2 separate regions of the Homo sapiens genome follow, and region 1 is linked to region 2. Evidence: chromatin contacts called from ENCODE Hi-C or POLR2A ChIA-PET data. All regions are on one chromosome and are shown on one strand. Each heading gives the region's core, a stretch centred on a gene start or an enhancer-like site at or near the end of the contact. The rest is flanking DNA. Distances are from core to core; before and after follow the strand shown.

What was found. A loop is a pair of places that touch in the nucleus more often than their neighbours do. ChIA-PET counts read pairs that join two places held with the same protein, here RNA polymerase II (POLR2A). Pooled maps may share reads with other maps.
Region 1: a loop to region 2 is called in a pooled map, with 2.0 times the contacts of the local background. The contact joins two enhancer-like sites. A Hi-C loop is called at or near these places in 3 of 50 pooled maps. POLR2A ChIA-PET finds 5 or more read pairs at or near these places in 2 of 52 experiments (OCI-LY7 and activated CD8-positive, alpha-beta memory T cell).

What each region holds. Positions count from the first base shown.
Region 1 is chr12:68,535,219-68,541,628 of GRCh38, forward strand. No RefSeq gene overlaps it. Among named protein-coding and RNA genes, the nearest start is that of RAP1B, 72 kb to the right of the region's middle. RefSeq lists an enhancer at 3,389-4,351. Within about 2 kb of position 3,758, at least 18 of the 41 ENCODE cell types and tissues checked have a DNase peak (open chromatin) inside an H3K27ac peak, as active enhancers do.
Region 2 is chr12:68,234,708-68,241,587 of GRCh38, forward strand. No RefSeq gene overlaps it. Among named protein-coding and RNA genes, the nearest start is that of IL26, 12 kb to the left of the region's middle. RefSeq lists an enhancer at 6,498-6,637. Within about 2 kb of position 2,029, at least 7 of the 41 ENCODE cell types and tissues checked have a DNase peak (open chromatin) inside an H3K27ac peak, as active enhancers do.

The DNA of each region.
Region 1 (6,410 bases), core at 2,508-5,007, 300 kb after region 2:
CAGCCTGGGCGGCAGAGCAGATTGCGTCTCAAAAAATAAAAATAAAAATTAGCCAGGCATGGCGGTGCACGTCTGTAATCCCAGCTACTCAGGAGGCTGAGGCAAGAGAATTGCTTGAACCCGGGAGGTGGAGGATACAATGAGCTGAGGTCGCGCCACTGCCCTCCAGCCTGAGTGACAGACCAAGACTCTGTCTGAAAAAAACAAAAACAAAAACAAACAAAAACAGACAAGTAATATCAAACAAAAAAAAAATGGAAGCAATATGGTATGAAGTAGAAAAAAAGTTCCATTCTCCCAAAACAATGCATTTAAATTAGTTCTGAAATAACTTCTCCTAACTATCCATAATACGATGCTAAAGAAATTTGTGTTATTTGTTCTCATTTTGAACACCATTTTTGTGTGTGTTTGTTTTTTGAGAGGGAGTCTTGCGTGTCGCCCAGGCTGGAGTGCAACAGCACGATCTCGGCTCACTGCAGCCTCTGCCTCCCAGGTTCCAGCGATTCTCCTGCCTCAGCTTCCCCAGGTAGCTGGGATTACACGCACAACACCTTGCCCAGCTAATTTTTGTATTTTTAGTAGACACGGGGTTTCACCCTGTTGGCCAGGCTGGTCTCGAACTCCTGACCTCAGGTAATCCTCCCACCTCAGCCTCCCAAAGTGCTGGGGTTACAGGCATGAGCCACTGTACCCGGCCTGAACACATTTATTAATATATTCCCCATTCATAATTATGCTTTCAAATAAATTTTAAGGCCAGGCACAGTGGCTCACGCCTGTAATCCTAGCACTTTGGGAGGCCAAGGAGGGCAGATCACTTGAGGTCAGGGGTTCAAGACCAGCCTGGCCAACATGGTGAAACCCCGCCTCTACTAAAAATACAAAAATTAGCCCAGGCGTGGTGGCACATGCCTGTAATTCCAGCTACTCAGGAGGCTGAGGCAGGAGAATCCCTTGAACCCAGGAAGTGGAGGGTGCAGTGAGCTGAGATTGCACCACTGCACTCCAGCCTGGGTGACAGAGTGAGACTCCGTCACAAAAAATAAATAAATAAATTTTAAAACAAAAGTAGTATTAAATCTTGTCAAATCTTGTAAACAGGTATTACTATCTAGCTTCCGCCACATAATTTTTTTCTTAAATTAAAAAAAAAAAAAAATGTGTTGAACTGGGTGTGGTGGCATAAGCCTGTAGTCCCAGCTACTTAGAAGGCTGAGACAGGAAGATCACTTCAGCCTAGGAGTTTGAGGCTGCAGTGCACTATAATTTTGCCTGTGAATAGCCACTGCACTTCAGCCTGGGCAACATAGCAAGACTTCATCTCTTAAAAACAAAAGTGAACTCATGCTTTTAATTACCCTAGCATGCAACCTAATAATGCTATTAACCCAAACTAAAATACAACATCAAAACATTTCTCCATATCAAAACTGAACTCTACTATTCTATCGTTTAATTGAATCTCTAGATTCACTTTGGTGTAGAGAGACTATAATAGTGAATTTTTTTCTTGCAAAGTATTCTGACAGGTATAATGTGATCATCATTTACATGATCCAAGATTAGGCTGATAATAAAAAGGAATTAGTTCAAAACACCAGCCTTAGAATCCCTCAGTACGTGTTTCCTTTATAAAAGTAACTACATTATATTTGTAGTGGCCTATGAGGATTTTGATAATCTCTGCAGCTTAGATGCTGAATGAAATGCATTCAATGATTCAATAAATACTTATTGTGCTCTGATTATGTGCCAGGCATCCTACAGCTTGAGAAACAGAGATGAATAAGGCACACTGGGTTCCTGTTTTCTTGGTCTTCATATCACAATGGTTGGCAGGCAGACCACAAACAAGTAAAAAATAAAAATATTCAAGATCACTTCAGATGATAATAAGTGTTGTGAAAGAAATCCAAAGGGTGACATGCAGGGGAAAACTTTATAAGGCGTGATCAAGGACAGTATCTCTTGAGGGGGAGATGCAATCTGAAACTTTGGGTCAGAAAATTCCAGTTGGAGGAAATATCTAACATATATTGAATCATTTCCTTAGGTCAGTGGTCCCCAGCCTTTTTGGCACCAGAGCCCGGTTTCGTGGAAGACAATTTTTCCACAGACAGTGGGGGATGGAGATGGTTTTGGGATGAAACTGCTCCACCTCCGATCATCAGGCATTCGTTAGATTCTCAAAAGGAGTGTGAAATCTAGATCCCTCACATGCGCAGTTCACAATAGGGTTCAGGCTCCTATGAGAATCTAATGCCGCTGCTGATCTGACAGGAGGCGGAGCTCAGGCAGTAACGCTCCCTCACTCTCCGCTCACCTCCTGCTGTGCGGCCCAGTTCCTAGGAGGCCACAGACCATGCCCTGGGGTTTGTGGACCCCTGCCTTGGGTGATATCCCATTATTTTTGTACCCAGAAACCCCTAAGACACACTGTAAACCATGATCAAATATATTTCTACCCTTTGTCCATTGGCTTCAACTGTGGTCCTCTAGGTTTGATCCTAGAATAGATATGATGATCGTGTGCAAAGTGTTCAATATGCTGACTCACCTTCATTTGCACTCTAGCAACCTTGGCTAATGAAGAATCATTTGGGGAATATTAGATACCATTTTGACCCTTAATTTATCCTTCATTCTCAGGGACTTTGAATTAATTTTGAAAAACTAGTGTTGAAATGTAAGGTTAGGATCTCAAAATTCTTTGTTAGTCTACTAAAGAATCATTTTTTTCCGTCAATTAGCCTCTTAAATTCACATTAGCCAGACATGGTGGTGGACCCTGTGGTCCCAGCTACTTCAGAGGCTGAAGCAGGAGGATCACTTAAGCCCTTGAGGTTGAAATTACACTGAGCTATGATCGTACCACTCCACTTCAGCCTGGGCAACACAGCAAGACCCTGTCTCTAAAGAATAATAATAATAAATTAATAATTTAAAAAACATTATGTTGAAGTCTGGCCAGTTCAATGACTGGAAAAGCAACCATGATATCTTGTATTTATAGAGTCCTGTTTCCAAGTAACCATCCATGAAGCAGCTTAAGACTATCCACAGTAGCTTCCCACCCATGACAGCAGTGATTCTGCCCATAAACTAGCTGGTTTACCCAAGATTCCATCAGAGGCCCTCTAGCTCCCACAAAGATTTCATTAAAAGATATCAATAAAATCTAAACTATTTTATTTTTGGCAAAAGTCTTTTGGTAAAAGGCATTTTTGGTAAAATATCTATTTCATACTTTATTCTTGCTCTTCAAACTTCCAACATATTTGTTATTCTTCTAGCTGCTGAGAGTCTTATTGTTTTGCTGAGAAAATAAATAGAGGCAATCAGAAAAGAGCTTCCAAAGACTACATCAAAAAACATGTCCCCGTGAGCACCTAGAGGCCTCCCCATAATTTCTAAAAAAAAAAATCCTACAAGTTTATTTTTAGAGTCTGTTTGCCTCCAGTCTTAGGTCCATACATGTTAACCTTGATATACTCAATTGATCTAGACACAAGCCCAACCCTTACCCACGCTTCTACCAAAAAATAAAATAAAGTAAAATAAAAAATTAGTTGCATCAAGTACTTAGCCAGCTCAGTCATTTTAGCAAAGGCTTGTGCGGGAGGATGGAGAGGAAGAGTCACGTTGAGAAGATGTTCTCTGATTGGCTCCAATGCTCCTCCCCTCCCAGGCCCTCTGGACGCCCTTGCAAGTTACAGCCAAATTGCTCCCTTTGTCTCAGAAACATTCCGCCCACACCCTGGCCCCTCCTGGGATCTCTTCTACTTTAGAAGCTCTTATCAGGGTATTTTTCAGAGTAATTACATTTCCCTTTCTGAAGGAATTCTGGTGCCAACTGTTAATAAAATAACATTCCTCCTCCTTATTACATGGGATGCACCAATTTTTATCCTGGAGCAGCTTCCAGTGTTAGAATAGACAGCAGGAGATTTCATGTATTTTAGAGCTTAGTAAACTTAACTTTTACCAAAAATAAAATAGTTTAAAAACAAAATGGAGCCGCAGGGAGGAGTACTTAGAGGGGCGGAGCTAACAAGTGGTTTTCCACGTTTGCTCAAAGTGGGGGCTGTTGATGTGTGTGGTTTGTCACCGCAGGCTTCCAGAGCCAAGTTACATAAAAGAGCAGTCCCTTTCACTTTCTAAAGGATTGTATTTTGCTGCAAACTGTGACCATGCATAATGAGCTTTTGATACATTTCTTTTAAAGTGCATGGTATAACCATAGGGTTTTGCATTTTCGGGTCCTCCCCTCTTAATTGAAGGACTGGCACACACAAGATGACATCACAAATTCCTTAGTTTCATTAAAAACAGTGACTACTCTATCCACTTAAGTTATGAGAATTGCTTTTCTAAAGGAAATACATTTATCGGGAGCCACAGAAATTTTCTAAATATAGGGTAGCTTCCTGAAACAGTAGAAGCAAGTGCCTTCAGGACAGTTTATTTATATAATTTAATGGAATTTGATTCCTTTGAAATTGGCAAGTAAATATAAGTAAAGGGAAAGCTGTCTGTTATTTTTTATGGAAGTATTTCATGAAGATCTTAGGTTTCATATCATTACACATTCCTTGGCTCAGTTGATAATGGGCACGTAAACTACTTTATGCAATTGAAAGGGGTATACTTTTCACATAATTTGGGGGTGTGATTATTATTCAAATATATGTGCCTAATTATTACAAACACCCTTAGAATTAATTTATCTGGGCCAGTATTTTCATGATTAAATCCCTCCCCCAATCCTTTCTTGACCCCTGCTTGGTAATTAAATCACATTTTATTATAACAGTGCTTCTTAATAAGACAGTCAATTCTTGCAGTGTCCCTGCAATAAAATGCTCTTCCAGAGCACAGTCTGCACCATCTAGATGATTTCTACAGCCAGTACCAAAGGGCCATTTGTCCCAGGCAGGCATTGAATGACCGTACCCTTTTTAAAGCAGTTCTCCTTAGCAAATGCCCAGTTTATGAGGCCTTTCTACTAAGGGAGGAGACCACCCCTCATATTTTCTTATGCCCAATTTCTGCCTCCAAAGAAAGAAGAAGTAAAAACTAAAAGGCAGAAATGAAATCCACAGTCAGACAGCCCTGCGCCACACCCTGGGCCTGGTAGTTAAAGATTGACCCCTGACCTAATCGGTTATGTTATCTATAGATTACAGACATTGTGTAGAAAAGCACTGTGAAAATCCCTGTCCTGTTATGTTCCGTTCTAATTACCGGTGCATGCAGCCCCCAGTCACATACCCCCTGCTTGCTCAATCAATCACAACCCTCTCATGCAGACCCCCTTAGAGTTGTGAGTCCTTAAAAGGGACAGGAATTGCTCACTCGGGGAGCTCTGTTTTTGAGATGTGAGTCTTGCCGATGCTCCTGGCCAAATAAAGCCCTTCCTTCTTTAACTCGGTGACTGAGGGGTTTTGTCTGTGGCTCGTCCTGCTACATTTCTTGGTTCCCTGACTGGGAAGCGAGGTGATTAACAGAAGGTCAAGGCAACCCCTTAGGCGGCTTAGGCCTGCCCTGTGGAGCATCCCTGCAGGGGACCCCAGCCAGCTTGAGTGACGTGGATCCTGAGAGCGCTCCCAGGTAGGCAATTGCCCCAGTGGAACACCTAGTCAGAGTGGTGCATGGCAGGCCCCTGCAGAGGATCAACACAGTGGCTGAACACCAGGAAGGAACTGGCACTTGGTGTCCGGACATCTGAAACTTGGTAAGACTAGTCTTTGGAACTTGCACACTCCTTTGGAGTGGAAGCGTGGCCTGATAACCCACGGCATGCCTGTACCAGCACTTTGGTTTTTGTTTTTGACTTGACTTGGATTGCTTGATACTTTGGTTTTGGTTTTGACCTGGCTTGGATTGCTTGATACTCTGATTTTGGTTTTGATTCTGGTTTGGTGTAAACTGTAAAAGTGTGTGTGTACCCTTTTTACCCATTCTTTGTTTTGTGGTGTGCGTGTGGTGTGAACTTGGTGTTTTGCCTCAAGGAAGCATGGGTCAGGCACAAAGTAAGCCCACCCCACTAGGAACTATGTTGAAAAATTTCAAGAAAAGATTTAAGGGAGACTATGGAGTACTATGACACCAGGAAAACTTAAAACTTTGTGTAAGATAGACTAGCCAGCATTACAGGTGGGTTGGCCATCAGAAGGAAGCCTGGATAGGTCCCTTGTTTCAAAGGTATGGCACAAGGTAACCTGTAAGCCAGGGCACCCAGACCAGTTCCCGTACATAGACACTTGGTTACAGCTGGTTTTAGACCGCCCCGCCACAGTGGCTGAGAGAACAGCAGCATAAGCGGCTAGCAGAGGCAAGGAAAGACCAGCAAAGAGAGAGAGAGGAAGAGACAGAGAAACAAAGAGGGAGTCAAGAAAAGAGAGAAA
Region 2 (6,880 bases), core at 779-3,278:
GTCTATGCCCCTTACCCCCATCCCTTGCCCCCCCTACAAACTCTTACCGTTATGGAGCTTAGATTCACATAGGAAATTGGCTCAGCCCAGGTTCCCCAGAAGATAGAGCATGAGGATAAGTTTCTGTGCTGAAGCTCTATTAGGGAAGAGTGAGAGTGATGGAAAAAAGAAATTAGGTCAACCAGGATGGGGAGCAAGTTCATGGCAATGCATAAGTGATCTAGCCAGTGCTTTATGAAGAGAGACAGCCAGCCTCTTGGCCATGTAGGATGTCTCCACAAAGGCTATGCAGAAGCATGCCTTGGGTCAGACCAGGGGAAGGAGAGAGGGGAATGAAAGTTAGATGCCAGCTTCCTCGCCTGCTCTAGGAGGAGTTAACTTCTTCAACCTCTGGATGGTACCTGCTCTCTTTAGCAGCCAAGGGGAAGGTAAATTCCACAACCTATTCCATGGCACTTTATCTGAGTCCAGAGTGGAAGAAAGAGCCAGAGATGATCACTGCAGTGGCAGCAGTGGAGCAAGACAGACCAAGAGAATCTGAGATGGTTCCCATGATGATACAGAGATTTATTGTCTATTGTAATAAAAAAAAACTTATTGTTATCAAAAATGGCTAACAGCAAGGTAGGTTCATCAATATAACAAACATATCACTCTGGTGGGAGATGCTGATCATGGGGTAGTCTATGCATCCATGGGACAGAGGGTGTTTATGGGAAATCTCTGTACCTTCTGTTCAGTTTTGCTGTAAACCTAACACGCCCTATTTATAAAATGGCTAACAAGATAAAATGCTACGATAGTCACGATTTTATTTTATTGTTCTGCAATAACAACTGTGGTTGATATGGAAATTTAATGCAATTTTTGTTAACTCTGGGTCACACCCAGTGCTGAATTTATCTGCCATCTGCCACTCATAACAGATCTTAATAGTTGCCCTCATAACAGATCTTAATAGTTGCCCACAAAACCAATGTCTTTTAATCTTAATCATGGAATTTTGTTTGGGTGTCAGTGTGTGTAGTGCCAGGAGATGAACTGTGGATGATCTAAGCCCAAAGTCAGCAAATCATGACGCAAATCTGGCCTGTAGCTGGTTTTTGTAAGGCTTATGAGCTAAGAAGGGTATTTACACTTTTAAGGGGCTGAGAAGAAGGAGAAGGAGGAAGGAAGATAAGGCGGGAGGAGAAGGAGTAGGGGAAAAGAAGAGGAGGAGAAGGAGGAAGAAGAGAAAGACAAGGAGGGGAAGAAGAAGAAATATACAACAAAGACCATATGTGGCCCACAAAGCCTAAAATATTTACTATTTTTCCTTTAACAAACAAAAATCTTGTCCATTCCTAATCTAAGCCAATGATCAGAATGAACATATGAGACATATTTGACCAAACAGATTATGAGGGGATTTCTGCCTATAGGGCAGGTCCATTTGGAGGGAGGGCAAATCAGCATCTCCCTGGGCTCCCCGCCTGGGGAGAGGGAGAGGAGCTTGGTCGCGGTGCACCTTATTTTTCATTTCTGAGTATCATTAAAATTCAATTTAAACAATTATTCTTCCAGCCAAGATGGAAGTGATTTAATTTCTCCATGAGGATAGGTGTACTTCTCATTTTAAGGACAAGGAATTTTCCATGCAAAGGTTCTGGGGCAGTGAAGAGCAGATCACATGCACTCTGTAGACAAGCCCCATTGGAACAACCTTCTGAAGATGAAAGCCTGGAGAGTTTGGCAAAACCATGGGAAGAAAGCTCAAGATGATTCAACCATGGCTTTAAACCGCAGGGTTCCTAGCAGCCTTCACATGTCAGCAATTATCAATAAAAGCAATCCAACTAGGCTGTAGTTGGGTCTCCTACAGTTTGAGTGTTCCCTTTGAGGGAACACCTCTTGTCTGGCTGTGTCAGAAACAACTTAATTGCTGTGTATTTAGTTTTTTGAATGGATTTTACTCCACACCATCAGTGGCACCAGCTTTCGTATCATTCCTGTGAGCACCTGGTGGTGGGAAGTTTTCATGAGTATCAGCTGCCTAAACTCACCAAAGAGAAAGTGAAAGTACACAGCGTTGATGGAATTGTCATATCAGCCTGTAGCAGGTTAGGGGCTGAGGCCCGGTATGAGCCCAAATCCTGTTAGTCCACCAAGCTCCCTTTGCATAAGTCCCATCAAGAACTGCGTTTCCAGGGACTAGAAATAGAAAACTGAAGAGAATTAATGTTACCAGCTACTGGCCGTTTCCCACTGCATTGCCCACACAAGCTGTGCTCTAGCCACACGGACTTGTGGCCCTCGCCTGAGCACTCTATCCACTTTCACATCCCCAACTCTTTGCTCATCTGGGTCCTTGGGTCCAGAAAGCCATTCAATCCTTTGTGTATCCATCTCAAGCATTTACTGAGCACCTATAAAGTGCCAGGCATTTTCAGGGTATAGGGGCTTAAATGTAGGCAACAGTTTCTGTCCTTAAAAATTCTCAAGATAGACACATAACAAGGGATTAAACTACAGTGTGATAAATGCTAAGAGAGATGTAAATTATACCTTGAGAGCCCTGAAGATGGAGCAATTAACTACGGCTGGATTGCAAAGGGGAAGAAAAAAGGGAAATTTCACAGTGTTGTCATTTGAACCCATTTAAATCCTTCTTGTCCTCCAAAAGATCAGCTTAAATGCAACCTTCGGTGCCTTCCCAATGATGATTGTCATCTTGTTGGTGCCTCACTGGTAGCACATGTCAGTCCACTTGTGCCCTAGGCTGTTGCATGCCTGTCTTCCTCGCAAGACAACTGCAGACTCCTTCAGGGCAGCATCCAAATAAAATCTGACCTTGTGTTTTCAAAGCCCATCCCACAGGATCTTGTATATCCTATGATCTAAAAAATCGTTTAGGAACTAAATTGAATTGAAATTTCTAAGGCTTTCACTGAGACAAGCAGCAATGTAAGAGTTCTAAAATTCCTGGGCAGTTACTGTGCTTAAAAATAGCATCTGTGGCGATGGCAAGATGAAAATGTCACAGATGAAAGAACAGCTCACAAAAGCACCTCACAGCCTGTGAATTTCAAAAAGAAACAGTGCCTACTGGTAAGGACTCAGCTGGTCAATTTCTAGGTGCTATAGAGATTAAACTGCACACACATGGCTAACATAAGATTCAAGATGCAGAGAATGAACCCAGATGGTTAAGCCCCATAGAAACAATGAAGGGACTGTGACTAATAGAAACACGTTGGGTCACCCTGAATATTTTTAGTAGCTGTAACAAGAAAAGAGGAGGAAGATGGGCCACACACAACAGAATCAGCCAAAATGCAAGGTTAAGAGGAGTCAGAATTATTCCAGTGAAAGAATCTCTCATCCTGTAGCTTGCATAGTAGCCCAAATTAAACAAAGATTCCTATGAATGCCCTTGGATGCTGCAGAGAGGGAAGAGCAAACACAGAAAGGAGCAAGGGCACTCCTGGGACTGAGGGGCAGAAGGGAATTTTAGGCTCCTGTAGGCGATAGTGCACATTGGCCTCAGCACCTCTACTTCTTTGTGGAGAAAACTGTTGGAGAAACAGGAAAACAAAATATTAAACAGTATTTAAATTTTAGAAATCAAAATACTGTTGTTTCCAAGTTTGTTTTGTTACAGGATCAAAAATTTACACACGACTCAGACACACCCAAAATTGGTTTTATTTATTGTCCATAAATGATTTCACCTAAATTCCCAGACTCCATCCTGCTGCTGGGTGGGAGTTGGGGAGGGGCGGGAAATGGAAGGGGGAAGAAGAGTAAATAGGGCAGAGTCCCAGTAGAAAATGTATGCTACGTTCAAACTGGGGAATGGATAAGAGTTTAATAATAGATTGATTTTCTTAAGGCATTGTGTTAGTGTGTGCTGCTATAACAAAATACCACAGACCAGATAATTTATAAAGAACAGACATTTATTTCTCACAGTTCTGGAGGCTGGGAAGTCCAAGATCAGGGTGCCAGCAGGTTTGGTGTTTGGTGAGGGCTGGCTCTCTCTCTGCTTCCAAGATGGCGCCTTGTTGTTCATTCTCCAGAGAAGACGAATGCTGTGTCCTCACAGGGTGAAGGTGGAATGGAAAAAAAAGGGCCTAACGCTGTGTGGAGTTTCTTTTAAAAGGGTCTGAATCCCATTCAGGAGGGAGAACCCCTCATGACTTAATCACCTCCTAAAGGTCCCACATCTTAATACTATTGCATTGGAGATAAAGTTTCAACATGAATCTTGGAGGGAACACAAACATTCAAACCATAACAGGTGTGGAAAGAGCTCAAGGAAACCAACAAGAAATAGTGCAATTCCCTGAGACTAACAACAGCTAGCTGGCTGTTGAAGTAAGGGTTGAGAGTGGTTTTCAGAACTAACAAAGATATCTATATGGAGAAGGGCTGTCTGCAAGAGCTGAGGCTTTTGGTAGAAGTACATAGCCAACCAGCATGGCAGCCTGGCAGGAGAGCTCCAAGGGATTAGATACTCTGACCTTATCCTCCCCACCCCCCAGCCCACCCTTCGATCTCCCGGTACTTCTTCCATTAGCCAAATACAATCAAAAGCCAGGGAGCTTGCATGTATATGAACCAATCCATATACGTCAGCCTCTTTGGGCACCAAGTAGAGTGGAAAAGTACAGAATATGGATCTGGAGGGCCAGATGGACACCTTGCATCCCTTGTGTCTTCAGCATCCACTCTTATCTTTATCCAGGTGAAAAATGTGTATTGGCAGCCTAGGAAACATATAGAATCTCATCAGCTACCATATCATTATAGGATGATGTCATTGTGGTCATATTCCCACCTGAAAACAAAAATATTAGCCACCACAAGTACTCTTCAAATAAAAGGGAGGAAAGGAGGGGAGAAGACAAACAATGAACAGAAATCCTATCTGCTACAGCTCCTGCTTTTATAGCAATTCGAAAGACCCAAGTTAACAAGTGTGGATTCTTTCTTCCACCACCGCTTTATTTTTCCCTTACCCTCTGCCTGTACCACAGTAGAATGGAGTCCTTTGCCTGGTAAAGTGACTTAAACCCTCATTCCCATAGAAACGGAATGCTTAATGATTCTGTCTCTTCTGAGTTGATGCAATTTTCCAATGAAAATACTCCTGAACAAGGGGCTGTTACAAGAAAAATCCAGTGAATCTCCTCGGTTCAGGCAGAAGATAAATTCACTGAGGCTGTGTTTGCCTCCGAGACAAGAGGACTTCAGCCTTCAACCCTTGGTATTACTTCATTCTCCTCATCTAAGTGTCTTCACTCAAATCTTAAAAACTTCCTTTCAGAAAAAATCACCTGTCTTCCTTCAATTCCTATACGGAGCACTTTCTGCTAGTGAATAATATAGTATAAATGAAGAACCAGAAGAAACACTAAAGAATTTCTTTTCCTGTTTGTGAATGTGATTCATACATAACTCCTATTTCCCAGGCAACCCATGCTGAGTGTCACAGTAAGAGTCACAAGCCAGATTTCTCTGGCTCTGCTCCCTTCCACTCCAATGCAATCATTGCTTCTTTCCTAGACTCTCGTCCTGGCCTTGCTTCTATCCTTACTCCTCCTAGATTTACTCTGCATTATCAACCAGAGTGATCTTTACAAAACATGAGTCATACCAAGCCTTCCTCATGCTTGAAACCCTCTGGTGGCTTTTCCTCAGCCTTAGAACAAAATCCAAAGTCCTGCTCTAGCTTGCAAAGACACACATACCTGGTCCTAGTCAAATGTTGGGCTCATCTTAAGCTTTGCCCTTTACCCAGGCTACTCCAGTCCCAACCTTCTTGCTACTTCTTGAATACGCCAAACTTGCCTCATCTCAAGGTGATATCCCCAGATATTCACATGGCCCATGTCCCCACCTCATTCAGATATCTGCCCTCCAAGAGGCCTTCCCTGATCTCCTTACCTAAATTAACCCCCATTAAGTTCTACCCCCACGCCCTACTTTGTTTTTCTTCATAGCAGATATCCATGCTTGTTATTATACTATATGTCCTCTGTTATATTTACATTAGAATGCAAGTTCTATGAGGACACGGGCTCTGTACGTATGATGTTTACCTTCACACCCCATGGCATCAGGTTAACACCCAATAAGTACATACTGAAAATTAAATAAGTGGCCAAAGTAAATAAATAACTAATTTCATATGTGCTAAGTACAACAAAGAAAAATGAAGTGGGGTGATGGGAGGGGAGGGGAGGGTGTGGAGGGTGGTGAAGAGGTTGTGTTTGATAGGGTGGCCAGCATAGATCTTTCTGAGGCAGTAACATTTGAGCAGGACCTGAATGAAGGGAGGGAATTATCATGAAATATTAGTGGGAAGATTGTTCTGGGCTTAGGAAAACAGCCAGTGCAAAGACTCCTTGTCAGGAGCTAGACTGGTGCATGTGAGGACCAGCCGGTAGGCCTTGTGACTGCAGCAGAGAGCTCAAGGGAAGGGTGATAGCAGATGAGACTGCAGAGGTGGGGTGATGATATAAACTTTCAGTTTCATTCTCACTGTGAAGGGAAGCCCTTAGGGGAAGCCAGGATGTGCCCAATCTACTGTTTTTAATTTGTAAGTTTACTTTGGCTCCTGAGTTAAAAACAGACAGTAGGAGGAACTTTAGAAACTTCAATACTATGGTAATTTAGAGGACAGATGATAGTGGCATGGATGGGCTTTAGCCAGAATGAGAAGTGAACAGATTCAGCCGTTACTTTGGAGTTAGAGCAAACAGGACTTCTGACACATTCAATGTGCAGGGTTAGGGAAGGAAAAACCAAGGTTGACTCTAGCTACTTCTGAAATATATCAGAATATAAAGTCTCTCAGTTTCTTACCTTCCAATTTTAGGGGTAAATATTCTTCCAC